2 separate regions of the Homo sapiens genome follow, and region 2 is linked to region 1. A link is a loop called in an ENCODE intact Hi-C map of the cell type or tissue named here. Cell type or tissue: HCT116. All regions are shown on one strand.

Region 1 (8,000 bases):
AAACAGTGACACAGGGTAGACAGGAAACAGTGACATAGTGGAGCCAGGAAACAGTGACACGGTGTAGGCAGGAAACAGTGACTGCAGTGACACAGGGTAGACAGGAAACATTGACATGGTGTAACCAGGAAACAGTGACACAGGGTAGACAGGAAACAGTGACACAAAATAGGCAGGAAACAGTGACACAGTGGAGCCAGGAAGTAATGATACAATGTAGCCAGGAAGCCGATCAGAGTGTAGCTAAGAAGCATTGACAGGAGGTCGCCAGAAAACATTGACACAGTATAGCCAGGTTTCAGTGTCACAGGGTGGCCAGGAAGCAGTGACATGGGGTAGCCAGGAAGCAGTATCAGGGTAAGCAAGAAGCAGGGACTCAGTGTAGCCAGAAAACATTGACACAGTGTAGCCAAGAAGCAATGACATACGTAATGACAGCGCCCTACGTGGTCTCGAGGTTGTCCACAGACGCGCCCATCATCTGCTGTGGTTGGACAGTGTGACCAGTGTGAGGATGATTTCTTTCTTGCCGCTTGGTACGAGGGATGTTTGCATCTTTGCTGTCTGCTCCTATGACCTAAACAAGGGACCTTGGAGACCTTACTGTCTCTTACCTGGGAGAAGTGACAGGGAGGAGATGAGGGCAAGGACATTCCCAGCTGGGCCCTCACCGAGGCTGCAGCGAGCCCCAGCTGACAAGGACGGACTAACGAGTATGCCTTCTGTCCAGCAGCCGCTGCACGATGCTGGCTTCCTCACTAAGCAGGAGTGCGGGCGTGCCGTCAGGGTCCTGGTGTCCGGCATGAGGCCGTCGGAAGTCTCCAGGTCTGGGGATCTTTGGGTTTCTAGCAGCGCCCTCCTTCCATCCAGACCCCACTCCCTCTCAGTGCCTGACTTCTGAAAGCAAAGCCATCACGTGGGCCGGATCCCTCCTGCCTCTTGGCTCCGCCCGGGCCTCTGAGCGGCCCTGGCCTCCAGACACAACCGCTCCTGGGAAGCCGTCTGAGGGCAGCCATTGGGCGTGCGTGGGTGCCCCAGCCCGGAGCCTGCCCATGAGTGTCCCCTCCTCCTCCGGACACCACCAGCGCCGTGAGGATGCACATTTCTTATAGGATTACTCCCTTTTAATAGAGACCCAGAAAAGTTTCCAAAGGCAAAATGACAGGCTGGTTAACTTCATATCCCAACTCCAAAAAGATACATTTTCCTCTTTGTAATGCACTAGTTAGTGGTTACTGGCACATTACATTAACTAATTTGAGATCGAATTATCAAATTTGCTCATTGCTGCTAGCGCTAATTTGAAACCTCACAATAAAGAAGGGTTTGAGAGGCACATGAAAGGAAGCCACCCACGGCGGCTCCGAGGCCTGTCCCCGGAGCATCACAGCGAGCCTCGCAAAGGGTTCGGGGTAATTGCAGTCATGAGCCGGAGTTGATTGAAGAAAATTATACCCCAGTTTTTTACTGCAAGTTTTTTTTTGTGTGGCTTTCCTTAAATTGTGTGGTGAAATTCAATGACAAGGGAAGACACGTATAGGACTTTTAATAACTGTATTAAGAAGGTCTTCCGAGCTCCTTTCTGCTGTGTCCCATCGGGTTCTTAACCTACAGCTCCCTCCAACTTGTGACGATTCTTGAGGAGTTTGGGTGGTGTTGGTTGTTTTTCTTTTTTAAGAAAATTGTGATCTGGTTCAAATTCGCTTTTTTCCATGTCATTTCTGTTGTTATTCTTATTCTTCTACAATTTAAACCAGAAAATGTGGGAAAGGAAGCCTCAACACATCCTATCATCTGTTGATTGATTATCAATTGATTATTTTTCTACCATCTATTGATTGTTGATTATCTATCAATTGATTATCCATCTATCAATTAGCTATCTATTGATCATCTATCAGTCGATTGATCATCTATCACTCATCTGTCTATGTATCTATCAATTATCTATCTGTCTAATTTATTTTCCAACATGAGACACTGCTGTGTCCTTGTCAGACAAACCCTCATGACCTTTGAACTTTCCCTAAGGTAGCAAATCTCAGCAACCACATTTCCAAATTGCAAGTCACAGAAATGAACTTATCCCCCCAGCATCATCTGGATGACTAAGGCATGCCAAAAAGGAGGGCTTTTCCCCCTGCCTATTGAAAGATTTGTAACAATAAAAAGTAATAAAAACGCCAAAGGAGTTGAGCTTGCTGCCAGGACTCTCCCCACTTTCCTAGGAAAAGCGCAACTGTGAGTGTAAAATAAAGGCCCCTGAGCTCTGTAATTAATTCATTTACATTTTTAATGCTGCAAATGGCTACAAACATGGCGTGACATTTAGAGTGACATCCAGAAACTCCAGCCCAGTGAGTCCTGCTCAGACTGTCTGTGCAGGGGTTGTTGCTGAGTCAGGAGGAGAATTTTTTTTCAGAACCCAGGGAGCAAAAACACTTTTCAGAGGTCGTCTGGCATGAGTGGGGACTGCTGAGGCTGGAGGTCCAGCCAGCTCCAAAGGGTACAGCCCAGGGCTCCCTGCTGCCCGGCAGGGATGGGGAGCTAGGAGAGGGCTTTGATGTGAGGGATCATTGGGTCTAAAGTATGGGATCCTCCTCTCCCTTCTGAAGGTCAAGGGAGAGATTAGGAGCTGGCACCAAGGCTCAACATTGGAAGGGCAAAAAGGTCACTGTTTTATTCTGACGTCCTTGGGTATTTATTCCAAAATGTTTGGCCTTCTCCACCATGAGCGGGTCAGTGTTTGGGGCAGGGGGGCAGATATGCAGGGTGATGGGGAACATGCCTTGCCTCCTGGTCCGGTAGAGCTGAGAGAGAAGCCTGAGGCCATCAGACCAGGCTGGGGGCCAGGGGATTGAGAGGGGAGAGGCCCTCCCAGGCTGAGGCTGTGGATCAATATCTCACCAGTGGCCCCTGGCTTCAGGGATGGAAGGAGAGCGTGGAGGCGTCAGGCGCTCCTCTCTCCTCTAATCTACCCCTTTGCTGGCTGCTTGGGGAAATCGAAGCCTAGGGGTCCACTAACTTCCCCAGAAGGCTCAGCCCAGGTCTGCTGGCCTCCAATCTGGGGCTCTTTCCTCTGTGCCACCCAGCCACCCACACAGCCCTGGAAGCCATTGTTCACCAGCAGGTAGGCGCTCCTCCCATGGCTTTAGCCGGCTTCCCCAAAGAGTTTTGGTGCCTTTTCTGCCCATACTTGCAGGTAGTTAGACAAGCCAGGACCAGCCATGTTGGGCAAATTGGCCTTCCAGCCTCTGGGGCTCACAGCTGTGTCCCAGGGACGACTATTGTCATAGTCAGCCAGCCATTGGCTACACATGGTGGGTGACTCTGAAGAGAGCATTCCCTAGAAAACAGTGCCTGGGCCTGGTGGCCACACCTACCAGGTGTGGCCTCTTGAAGAGACTTACTTCCTTGTTCCTGGATATAGAACCGGGCAGGGTGTACACCTACGCCTGCCCTCTACTGTTTGTTAGCTGTATTGCAGCACCGAAATAAGAACACACATGTGCCAAATTATAAGACACACACAGTGGGCTGTGACAGGAAAAGAGACTGATGTCTGTGAAGGACCAAACCCTACAGGTTCCTAGGAATTTCACTGTGACGCATTGGGATTTTCATGGTCCAACTCAAGAGTAGATGTGTGTGTGTGTGCGTGTGTGTGTATGCACACGTGCACACACTGGTGTGAACATGCAGGTGTATGTGAGTGAGAATGTGGGGCTTGGTCTCTGCAAAGGCTGTGTGCCCAGGGTTGCCTCCCAGGTGCAGTCACAGGCAGCAGGTGGGGTGAAGGGCCTGTGTGCTGGCTGCCTCCCGGGTTCTTGGAGAACAGATCATTTCCCAGGTGACCCAGGTCACTGTTATTATCGTCTCAGGGCACAAAGTCTGCATCTGTCCCCCGGACACAGAGAGGGGCAGAGAGGAGGAATCAACAATGTGGACCTGCCTATTTAAGGAAAACTCTCACGCTGTTGGAAAGCCCAGTGCCTTCCTGCTGAACCCACCCCCTTGGCCCCGCACAAAGGTCCTCCTGAGATAAGGCCAAGTTCTTTGATCTCCATCGATCTCCAGGCAGAGGTGACTCAGAGGCCCTGCTCACACAGCCCAGCTGCTGCTGTGGCAGGAAGAGCTTCTGAGCTACACCTGCTCAGCTGGGGCTCCAGCCAAGTCCTCTGAGAGGAGCCTGGCTAGCTCAGGTCCTGGGGAGGATGGTGGTTTTGAGGGAGGGGGCTGGCACGCCCTCCCTGCCCACTTGATCCAGCCCCCAGCCAGGCACATGGCTGTCCCAAGCACCCGAGGGAGACGAAACGCGTGCCCTTCCTCATGGAGCCTGACTCGTGTCCTCTGCGAGGGATAGAGCCTGGACACTGTGGTTTGCCCTCATCACTTACCATGGGAGCTGCGTGGGTGTGATTTGTGCAAGACCAGGGGACTTTCACAAAGGAAGAGGAACAGAGGGATCGGAGAAGTTGGGAGAGGGGAATCTGAGGTGTGTGTGGAAGCTCCCTCAGAGATAACTTAACCCCGGGTGGGCTGATGGGGGAGCATGTGTGCACACACGCGTGGGGGTAAATATGCATGTGAATATTTATGTGTATGTGAGTGTGGCAGTACACATATGTGAGTGTGTCCATTTGTGTGTGGGTCCGTGTGTGTGTGTACATTTGTGTGTGGGTCTGTGTGTGACTATGTGCATTTGTGTGTGGGTCTCTGTGAGTGTGTGCATTTGTGAGTGTATGCATTTGTGTGTGGGTGCACATGTGTTTGTGTTTGTGGGGGGCACATGTGTGAAGGGTACATATGTGTGTTTGTGGGCATGCATGAGCCTGTATATTTGTGTGGGGGTGCATGTGTGTGTGTATGTACGTTTGTGTGTGAGTGCAAATGTGTGTGAGAGTGTTTGGAGGTCACGTTTCTGGGGGGTTGCACATGTATGTGAGGCCACACATATGTGTATGTATGTGTGATTGTGATGTGCCCAATGTGTGGGTGCACGTGTGTGTGTGGGTGCACGTGTGTGTGCTTTGTGTGGGTGTACATGTGTATGTGTGACGTACATGTGTGCGGTGTGCACAATGTGTGTTTGTGTATGTGTGCACGTGTGTGCTGTGCAAGTGTGCGTGCGTGTGTGTAGGTGCACATGTGTACATGTGTGCATTTGTGTGTGGGTCCGTGTGTGAGTGTGTGCATTTGTGTGTGGGTGCATATATGTGTTTGTGTTTGTAGGAGCACGTGTGTAAAGGGCACACATATGCGTGTATGTTTGGCATGCATGTATGTACATGAGACTGTATATTTGTGTGGGGGTGCATGTGTGTGTGAGTGCGTACGTTTGTGTGTGAGTGCAGATGTGTGTGAGAGTGTTTGGAGGTCGTGTGTGTGTGGGGAGTGCACGTGTGTGAGGCTGCACATATGTGTGCGGCTCTGTGTGATTGTGATATGCACAATGTGTGGGTGAACATGTTTGTGTGTGAGTGCACTGTGTGTGTGTGCTGTGCACACTGTGTGTGTGAGAGTGGGTGTGCACGTGTGTGTGTGAGCATGTGCACGTGTGTGTGTGGGTGGCAGTGGTTTTCTGTCAAAGCCGAGTGTATAGCAGTGGCCTGGGAGCTCAGAGCGAGGGGAAACAGGCCCGGAATAAACGGGCTGTTGATTGACTCGAGTTACATCATTTTCTTCCCCTCCGGAGCCTATAAATCTCACGCTCCTTGTAAAAACAGAATTTAAAAACAATTGAGCCTCCTGGGCCCCTCAGTTCCAGCTCCAGCTCCTGGGCCTCGGGAATGAACCAGTGAGTGCACCCCGGCTGGGGCTCTCACTCTCCCTAAGACCCAGGACCCCCACCCACCCCCACTCTGAGGCCAGTGGCGGAGAGGCCACCACTGTCTCAGGAGCTTCGTCCCTGCACGTCCGGTCTCCTCCCAGACCTGCGGCACCCAGTGTGGTGTAGGCCAGTGCCTGGCAGCCTCCAGTCCACAGGCCATGCTGGGGTCCTTAGAGCTGCTTCTCCCCCAGATGGCCACCCTTTAACGAGGCGCAGCGACCCGTCACCTAGAAATCCACATCCTTTGCTCCCTGCCCATCACTGTGCCTCTGCCACCAGCACCTCCTCAGTGCTCAGGACGCACCACCCTGTTCGTGCCCCAGGATGGGGACAGGGAGGGCAGTGGTGTCTTCTTTTCAGCAGGGGTTCATGGCCTTCTTACCTTTCTACCTTCTGGATGTGGTTCAGTGGACTGGGGCTCCCTGTGATCCGGCCTCTTCTAATCACGCTCTGGTCACTCTCTAGGCCCCAGTGCCCAGCAGGTCGATGTGGGTCCCTTTGGTCCTGGGCAGCCACCGGCTCTCTGGCCCGTGCTTCTGCGACACCCGAGCACAGAGCAGCCCGTTTCATGTTGCCTTTGTGCCTGTCGCTAGTGTACTGTGTGCACTTGGTGCGGGAAGCCATACGCTATTGTCACCTTTTCAAACGGGGTTTCAAAAGGGTCTCAGGACTTAGCCCTTGGGAATGGCAGGATCCACCCCACCCGTACCCTCAGGTCTCACCGGTACAGGTGGGGGCAGCCACGAGGTGGGGCAGGACACAGCGTTGCCATCACCAAGACGACGGTGAGAGTCCGACCTCCTGGGCTTGGAACAGCTTGGACAAACACCAGAGCACTCAGCCTGCACCACGTGGGGCGGGCGGCATTTGCAGTCTCACCTCCGCAGTGTGTGCCGCCAGAAGCGATGAGCGGAAGCTGTTCCAGGCGCCAACAGAAGCTGCCTGGCCCCTGCCTCAGGAAAGCGTCTTCCTCCCACAGCAGGCGTGGACGGCTCTCCTGGAAAGCCCAGGGAGGCCGGGGAGACAGCGGAGGGAGGAGGAAGTCCGTGAGGATCAGGGGCCCCGCCAGCTGCCGCCAGTGCCTGCTGGGTCCCAGGCCAGGGAACCCCCAGCTCCCGCCTGGAAACCCACGTGTGCAGTCATAAAAAGCACCGACAAAGGCGAGGGCCGGTGCTGGGAGCGGCCGCACTTCCCCGCAGGCCTGGCTTCCTTTAATCCTGAGCAGTAAAAGCTGCAAGGTCTCACATCCCAGAACCTCATAACAAAGAGGGCTTTTCCCCGAGTATTTACAACTCCTGGCCGTGGCCTGTGACAATGTGACGGCTTATGTAATGATGTCAAAGAGGCCTGTTCAGCTTAGAGACCCCCCAGGGGCTCCCCCGGCTCTGCACGGGCCTCATCTCCTTACTCCACCAACATTGCGGGCAGCGGACGGGGCTGGTGAAGGGGTTGCTGCTGAGGCACCAGGAGAAGCTTCAACTTTGGGAAAAGGAAAGAAAGAGCTTGCAGGGGTGGGGGCTGCCACCCTCCCTCCGTCTGGGTTGGGAGGAGGATCTACCAGCAGCAGGGCCAGCCCCTCCTGGACACTCCTGCCAGCCAGAGGAGAGAGTCCTGGTGTAGCCTTGATGCCGCCAAGAGGGAGCATGGGGCCTCCAGGGGTCTCCGTCTCTCCCTCCGTCTCTCCCCAGCCACTCTACAAAGTGGGTGCGGAGCAGGACTCCCACAGTGGGGCCTGGGGCACTAGGAGCCCCAAGGAGGGGGCTCCGCCTGCAGGGTCGCCCCCAGCCTGCCGGGCTCACTCTCCTCCTCTCTGAGGCCACCTTTGCCACCCTGCCCCGCCTGCCAGTCCTGGCCATCTTGACAGGCCCTCAAAAGACTTCCTAAACCCTATAGCCACTCCCAGACAATCTCTCCACACTCCCCGCGATGCTCCTGGCTGGGCTCAGGGTCCTCGGACACAGACCTGGCAGCTCACTCGCTCATGCCCTCATTCCTGGCCAAAAGACTGTACCTGACATGAAGCCTCATTCACAGGGACGGAAGCCAGCAGGTTCCCCTGTGACAACATCCGAACAGCCGAGCGACCTGGCACCCTCCCTGGATGCTGGCCTCTGAACTGGATGCATGGCCCCCACCCAAGCACTGAGGCCCTGGCATGATCCTGCGGGCA
Region 2 (8,000 bases), 310 kb before region 1:
GGCATGATTATATTTTGCAATGTGAGAAGGGCATGAGATTGTGGAGGGGTCAGGGGTGGACTTACATAGTTTAAATTTAAGGCCCCACCCAAATCTCATGTTGAAATGTAATCCCCAGTCTTGGAGGTGGGGCCTGATGGGTGGTGATTGGGTCATGGAGGAGGATCCCTCATGAATGCCTTGGACCATCCCTTTGGTGATGAGTGAGCTCTTGCTTTGAGTTCACATGAGATCTGGTCATTTCAGAGTGTGTGGCACCCCTCCAGCCCCTCACTTTCTCCTGCTTTCACCATGTGCCATGCCTGCTCCCCCTTTGCCCTCTGCCATGATTGTAAGCTTCCTGAGGTCTTCCCAGAAACTGAGAAGATGCCAGCACCATGCTTCCTGTAAAGTCTGCAGAGCCATGAATGAGTTAAACCTCTTTTCTTTATAAATTACCCAGTCTTGAGTATTTCTTTATAGCAATGCAAGAATGGCCTAAGACACCCAGTTAAATTTGAATTTCAGATGAACAAGGAGAAATATGCTATATAGACATGTCCCACGGAATCAGGCAAGCCCATGTGGGGCAGGCTCAGGACTGTGCACCAGGCTGGCTCTCTGCTCGCCCACACTTCCTGGTTTCTACACAGGTGGGTTTGGCCATGTGACTCGTCCTGATGAGGTGTGAGCAGAAGTGACATGTGTCACTTAAGCAGAGGCAGGATCCTCCCACATCTGTCTCATGGACAACACAATGGTACCCATCCCCTGGACTCTGAGTGACTGCGTGGAGCCGAGTGTGCAGACTCAGAAGGAGGAGGTATGTCCTGGCCCAGCCTTCCATGCCCACCTCCTGTGGGATGACGGAGCTGGACCAGCTGCTCCACAGCTGTTATTGGCAGAATCCCTCAAGAGAAAGGTAATTATTGACTGCTCACATAGGAGGCCCAGAGCATGGCGCCCCTGGGCAAAAAGTTAGGGGATGATGCAAAGCTCCAACAGGCAATGCCGGCTCCTTGGAGTGGCTCAGCTTGGCTCACATGTGGCTCTTCCTCGGAACAGTGTCCTTCCATCCCCTCCAACAGAATGGCCACCTCATCTGTCACAGAGTCCCCACATGTGGCCCTGCTGGAGCTGCCTCCCCCTCTAGAGGTGGAAGCATGGTCCCTGGAAATGGCAGATCCTCAGAAGCTGGGTGGGGAGCCTGAAATGTCTCCTTCTGCCACTTGATAAGGCAAATGATGGGTTTGTTTCTAGAGAAATCTTATCCCCACCTCCTAAAATCTTAAATCGGTTGCCGGGTACCCAGAACCTGAAAATACAAGCCTGACATGGATGGGCTTTCCACTGAGATGTCTCTGGGGGAGAGATAATGAGCTGCAATGTGAGGCTGAGATCTACTTATGTGGGGAGCCCACCTTCTCAGCTGCCCAGTGCCCCCAAACCCCCAGCCTCCACTTCTCCCCAGAGACTCTCCAAGGCCTCCATCATTCAAGCTGGGAGTGAAGTCTGAGACTAGCAGTTGCCTTTGTGGTATCTTCCACTCAGATGCCCTGCAGGTCCTCTTAAAAAGAATAACAGCCAGCAAGAGGGAAAGTGGATAATTTCTAAAAGGTGAGTTGGCAAGTGTGGTTTTCTCTCTGTGGACAGTGGACAGTGGGAGGTCACAGGGAAAGCTGGTTGAAGAAGGGGATCTGTGGGGCTCAGAGCACCCAAGGGCCACCTCAGAGCAGAACTGTGGAAAGGTAGTGCATTTGTCTGTTTTCATGCTGCTATTAAAGACATACCTGAGACTGGGTGATTTATAAAGAAAAGGGGCTGGGCACGGTGGCTCACGCCTGTAATCCCAGCACTTTGGGAGGCAGAGGCGGGCAGATCACCTGAGCCCAGGAGTTCAAGACCAGCCTGGCCAACATGGTGAAACCCCATCTCTACTAAAAACACAAAAATTAAGGGCTGGGCACGGTGGCTCATGCCTGTAATCCCAGCACTTTGGGAGGCCGAGGCAGGAGGATCACAAGGTCAGGAGATCGAGACCATCCTGGCTAACACAGTGAAACCCTGTCTCTACTAAAAATACAAAAAATTAGCTGGGCATAGTGGCGGGCACCTGTAGTCCCAGCTACTTGGGAGGCTGAGGCAGGAGAATGGCGTGAACCCGGGAGGCGGAGCTTGCAGTGAGCCGAGATTGCGCCACTGCACTCCAGCCTGGGCGAGAGAGCAAGACTCTGTCTCAAAAAAAAAACCACAAAAATTAGCTGGGCTTGGTGGCACATGCCTGTAATCCCAGCCACTCAGGAGGCTGAGGCAGGAGAATCGCTTGAACCCAGGAGGTGGAGGCTGCAGGGAGCTGAGATCATGCCACTGCACCTCAGCCTGGGCAACAGAGAGAGACTCTTTCAAAAAAAAAAAGAAAGAAAAGAAAAGGAGGTTTAATGGACTCACAGTTCCACATGGCTGGGGAAGCCTCACAATCTTGGCAGAAGGCAAAAGAGGAGAAAGCCATGTCTTACATGGTGGCAGGCAAGAGAGAGTGTGCTCAGGGGAACTCCCCTTTATAAAACCTTCAGATCTCTTGAGACTTATTCACTATCACGAGAACAGCACAGGAAAGACCCACCCCCATGATTCAATTACCTTCCACCAGGTCCCTCCCATGACATGAGGGAATTATGGGAACTACAATTCAAAATGAGATTTGGGTGGGGACACAGCCAAACCATGTCAAGTAGGGATACAGCAGAGAGGTGGAACATGTTGAAGCTTCACAGCCTAAGAAAAGTTCTGACAATCGATCTGTGGCTCTGATGAACATACTTCATTCATTTTCTGTGGCTGTTTAAAACAGGATCTGGAAAATGCTAGCCTGACACGGATGGGCTTTCTGTGTCACTATGCTCTCATGGTCTGGAAACCAGACGTCCCAAACTGAGGTGTGGTCAGGGCCCTGCTCCCTCTGAGACTCTGGGCAGAATCGGTCCTTGCCTCCTCCCCGCTTGTGGCCAGCCATCCCTGGAGTTCCTGGGCTTGCCCGCACCTCACTGCCATCTCTGCCTCCTTGTCACGTGGCATTCTCTCCGTGTGTCTCTTCTGGGACAGAAGTCGTTGGGTGTGGGGCCCACCGTAATCCGGTATGGCCACATTCCAACCTACCTTGTTACATCTGCAAAGACCCTATTTCCAGATAAAGTAATTCCTAAGGTTCTGGGTGGACATTGTTCAACCTGGTACACCCAGGTGCGCAGATCCTTCAAAACTGAACGTGGATTCGCAGGCCCGAAGGAGCCGCAATTCCAGTATTTTGGGGCCCAACCAGGGTCCTGATTTCTGGAATGAGGGGGAGCAGCAGGCGGGAAGGGGGCAGTTCGGCCGGGAGCCCCCTCCTCAGATGGCCTTGGCTGTGTGGGGCGTGTTGGGCCGGCCATCCAGCCCCTGATGTGCCCCACCCGTGACAGAGGCCAGGCGGCCCCGGGCCGGCAGCACGTGCACGGTCATCCAGGACACAGCCCAGGGCCTGCAGCGGGCAACGGCTTCTGCTGGGAGCACTTCCATCTGGAAACCAGAGAGGTGTCCACAGAGAAGGGGCAGGACCTTCCCTCCCCGTCCGGGCTGGCTAGGCGGCAACCTCGCCGTGGAGGCAAATCCTTCCACCTGGAGCCGAAACTCCGCAGAGATGATAAATCTCTCCTCGTGTCGGCTTCCAGAAACGACGCCTGCCATTTGCAGATGAAAAATGTCGGCGAGCCGGCTGGAAGCGGCAGGCACATGGCAGAAAGGTTAGCTCTCCTGCCTCTCCCCCGAACACAAGGCCTTTTCTTTCTCCAGCTGGAAGTGAGCACGCCTCATGAATGCAAAGCGCTCTTTCAACGTTCGATTTTAAATTCTTTGAATTAAATCTGGATCCTTCCGGGCCCTGTGTTCTCCCGGTTATTTATCACTGGCTAAGTGTAGAAGTCTGTTCGGCGTCTCCTGGGACTGCTGACTTAGAAGCTGCATCTGAAATGTTATAAACTATTTAAAACCAAAAGCTCGGCTGTGTCCAGTCGGGGGGAGCGCATTTGCAGGCCGCGCTGGGAGCGCTGGGAAAACGAGCGCTGGCCCCCTGCACACACACTCATTCTGCCTGGCCTTCCTCCGGGTAATCGCTTTGATATACTTGAAAGCAAACCTTTTCCCCACCGAGGCGGGGCGATTCTTCCCCCTTATTTAGCAAACATTGACTTTTATTCCCTCCTCCATGGTCCTGCCTCTCTGTGAAATTAACAAGCCAGCTTTGTCCCCGCATCCCCACCGCCCCCACCCCGCCGCCTCCCCAGGCCCGTGGCAGTCCCACCACGCGCCGGCAGGGGGCGAGAAAGCCTCTCTTTTGAGGGCCCCACGCGGCGCTCCCGCGGGACCCGCCTGGGTCTGGGCTCCTGGGACAGGGAAGCCGGGCTTCTCCCCGGAGGCGGGGGCAGAGAAAGACCCAGTTCCTTCCGGACGTCGCACATCAGGACCTGCGATGCTGAAGAATGAGGAACTGGGTGGAAATCGTGGTTTGAAGCAGGGAGAGCGCCCCCCGCTCAATCTCTCAGGAGCCCTGCCGGGTGCCCCTGCCACCTGTCCCGTGCCACCAGGGCCACACTCCCCAAAAGGCCGTGCGTGGAGGGCTCAGTCCCCAGCCCTGCCTGGACACTGGCTGACAGCACTGTCCCTGCTGACAGCCGAGGAAACTGGGCCGGAGTGGCTGGAATTGGGTGGGAGCTCCCACGGGGTGACTCTGCACCTCAGTCCTGGGGACCTGGCCTATGCCCTGTCCAGGGGAGCTCCAAGACGGCCCTCGATGTGCCATCTCGTTTGGGTGACTTCTGCCCCTCAGCTGGGCTGACCAGCGTGCTTCTGATGGGTGGAGAGCAGCACGGGTGACGCTGCTTCCCAGAGAGGGTTCTGGCGAGGCCCTGGCCTCTGCGTTGGCTGGCCGCCTCCTCCTTCTGTCTCTCTCCCCACCTTTTGCTCTAGCTTTCTGTTTCCCTCTTCCTTTCTGTCTCTCTGTCTCTGTCTCTTTTGCTGTCTCTGTCTCTCTCTCCCTTCTCCTCTGTCTCTGTGTCTCTCTCTGTCTCTGTCTCTCACCCCCTCCTCCTCTCTCTGTTTGTGTCTCTCTCTCTGTCTCTGTCTCTCTCTCGGTCTAGTCCCCCCAAGGGAAGCCGATGCCATGTATGAAGCTACCTGGAGAGGCCGATGTGGCAAGACACCAAGGCCGGACAATGGCTAGATGAGAGCTTGGAGGCCAAACTCCCCTCTCACTCCCCATTGAATCTTCAGATGAGACGGCAGGCCCTGCCCACAGCTTAGCTGCAGCCTCATCAGGACCTGAGACTCAAAGGCACCCACACAAGCTGTACCCAGATTCCTGGCCCTCAGAAACATGAGATGAGAAACACTTGTCTTAAGCTGCTGAAGCGTGGAATAACTCCCTACCTGGCCGGAGAGGCCTGGAGAGTAACTCCCAATGTGGCTGGAGAGGGCCATGGCCCCTCCTTCTCTGCTCCACATGCAGCAGCCTCTCCTGAAATGCCCACCAGGCTCCCGCCTCTCACTGGGTGCTACGCTGTCACCTGGATCCCCAAGGCGGGGAGTGCCGCTGCTTGCTGCGCACAAACACAGCCGGTTCCCAGCGGGCAGGCAGCACCTGCTGAACTCCGGCCCCCTCTAAAATGCACATATTCATGTCCTAGCCCCCAGTACCTGGGAATAGGACCAAATAGGGTGTTTGCAGATGATCAAGGCAAGATGAGGTCATTGAGGTGGGCCCTAACCCAAAAGGACTGGTGTCCTTGGGAGAAGGAGAACCCAGATGCAGAGGCATAGACAGGGCCGACTAGAGCGATGCCACCACAGCCCAGGAGCCCCAGACACCAGGAGCCGGGCCTGGAGCAGGGACCTGCCCAGTGCCCTCAGAGGCTGGCGGCCCCATCCACACCCTGATGTTGGACTTCCGGTCTCCAGAACTGCGGGAGGATGAATTTCTGTTGTTTCCACTGCTGAGTTTGCAGCACGTGCTTCCGGCAGCCCCAGGACATGGGTGCATCGGCTGCCAGAATCCACCCCTCCATTAGCCCTTGAGTTTTCGTGTGGAGATTTTAGAAGACCTTGGGAGGAAAGTGACCCTTTGAGGAATTGTCCCATGGTTCTTCACATATGGGGTGTTGGACCCTGGGAAGGGGAAGGAGGAAGCTGGGAACATTTTTCTGCCAGTTTCTGTCCATGTTGTGAGCACGTGCACCCCTGGATGGACCAGCCCTGAGTTCAGGTGCAGCCCCAAAGTACACGGCAAGCATATGCAGGTGGGCGCGCAATGCGATTGACGGCGCTTCGCTTGTAACAGAAAAAAGAAAAAACAGAAAAACCTCAATAATTGAACAATTATTAAATGGAAATACCTCAATAGGGGTTGGTCTAATAAAGTGGGCAACGCAGACAACAGGTCACTGAGCAGCTGTTCAGAAGAGCAGCACTGCACTCCACACACTCGCTCGGAGGAGGAGGGGCAGGGACACGTGGGGGATGCGCCTGACCCAGGGTAACCGCAGTGACACTGGAGCAGCAAGCGGGGCCGGGAGGGGGCTTCCCGGCACCTCACACGGTGCTCAGCGCCAATGCTCCAGGTCAAAGCCCAGTTCCCCTTGAAAGTCAATACAAATGCGAGCAGTGCTCTCCGGAGGGAGATGGGCATGGGCAGAGGCTGTTCTCATCCCTCAGCCCCCGTATGCCTGTGGCCTTGCCCGGCCAGCCTCAAGCCTGCTCCAGCTTCACCTGCTATGGACGGGACACAGGAGGGGCCTGGCTCCCACACCCCCCAGCACATGTGTGCACAGAGCAAAATATTTCCAAGTCCAGAGGAGTGAGGCTGCCCTGTGCGCTGATGCCACCCTGTCCCTGGCAGGCGAGCAAAGGCACTGCCCAGCCTCCAGACTTAGTGTCCCTGCAGCCTGGTCCTCCCACCACCCTCCTGCCTGTGTTCCTCCAGGGCAGAGGTGCCTGGTAGCTTGGCAGTGTCTGGGCTCACTCTCCTCCTCCCCTACTCCAGGGTTGGATGCTCCCCCGGCCCTGCAGCGAGGCACTGAGTCCTGGCCAGGGGAAGCGCCGAGCCCCTGCATTGGAAAATAACAACAGTACTCATAATGCTGATGACTGAGCAGAGCTCACCTGAGGATGTGCACGCTCGTGAGCGCCTTGGGGCTGCACTGGCACTCGAGCCTCGGCCACCTTGCCCATGAGCCTCACTCCAGGCCTCTGCACGGAGAGCTGAAGAGGGCCAGTCCCATGTGGACTGAATGTTCCCCTGCTGTCCTCTGTGAAGCCGTTTAACACCCAGTGTGGTGGGGTCAGGAGATGGGGCCTTTGGGAGGTGATTAGGGTCCTTGTGAGAAGAGAATGAGACCAGAGCCCCTTCCCTCTCTGCCACTGAGGACACAGTCAGAGATGACCCTCACAGACCCCCCGGTGTTGGGCCTGATCTCAGACTCCCAGGCTCAGAACCGTGAGAGGTCAGCGGCTGCTGCCGAAGTCCCCAGGCTGTGTGATTTTGTGAGGATGCCCTCAATGGCAGCAGCCCATCTCTGGGCACCATGCAGAGCAGTCCACCAGCATCTGGCTGCATGTGGATAATGCCACTGAGGTGTGGTCTTGGGCCCCAGGGCTTAGCCCACCCTCATGGGTGGCACCTACTTGACACCCCACAAGGGAGGCAGTCCTGGGGTCTGCATTTTCTAGCCCAGCCTGCAGTCGGGGAGCAAGTCACAGAGCCCTGGAAGCTGCTGCAGGGAGGGCCCTTGTCTTTTTAGCATCCAGAACCCAATATTCCCAAACCTCCATCTCAGGTTCCTGCCACACCTGTCCCAGGTGAGAGGCCACCTCTGCAGCCATTGTGTGCCTAGGTGGGGCTCATCCCCTGGCCAGGGAGGCTGGAGCCGCCACTCTCCTGAGACCACCCCTGCTGGCCACTGCTCTGGGCACCACAGAAGGAAAGAAGAGAGGGA

What was found. Hi-C counts contacts between places; a loop is a spot of excess contacts. Peaks named below come from ENCODE experiments on the same cell type or tissue, not always from the same donor. Only the 100,000 strongest peaks of a DNase experiment are listed, where the experiment ranks them.
Region 2: a loop joins it to region 1, with 8 times the contacts of the local background. A loop is called at or near these places in 7 of 110 quality-filtered maps.

Annotation. Positions count from the first base shown.
Region 1 is chr1:3,316,672-3,324,671 of GRCh38, forward strand. All of the region lies in intron 3 of PRDM16 (PR/SET domain 16), which reads left to right. It overlaps LOC105378604 (a long non-coding RNA gene), which reads right to left and starts at 6,826. Exons shown (of 3, transcript NR_188664.1): 1 at 6,213-6,826. RefSeq lists enhancers at 2,460-2,961, 2,962-3,461, 4,162-4,780. In HCT116, a CTCF peak has its summit at 3,484 (motif pointing left); DNase peaks (open chromatin) are centred at 3,410 and 4,090; H3K4me3 peaks cover 892 bases; H3K27ac peaks cover 1,409 bases.
Region 2 is chr1:3,008,330-3,016,329 of GRCh38, forward strand. No RefSeq gene overlaps it. Among named protein-coding and RNA genes, the nearest start is that of ACTRT2, 9.1 kb to the right of the region's middle. RefSeq lists enhancers at 6,456-7,219, 7,582-7,751. In HCT116, a CTCF peak has its summit at 4,328 (motif pointing right); no DNase peak of the experiment used is centred here.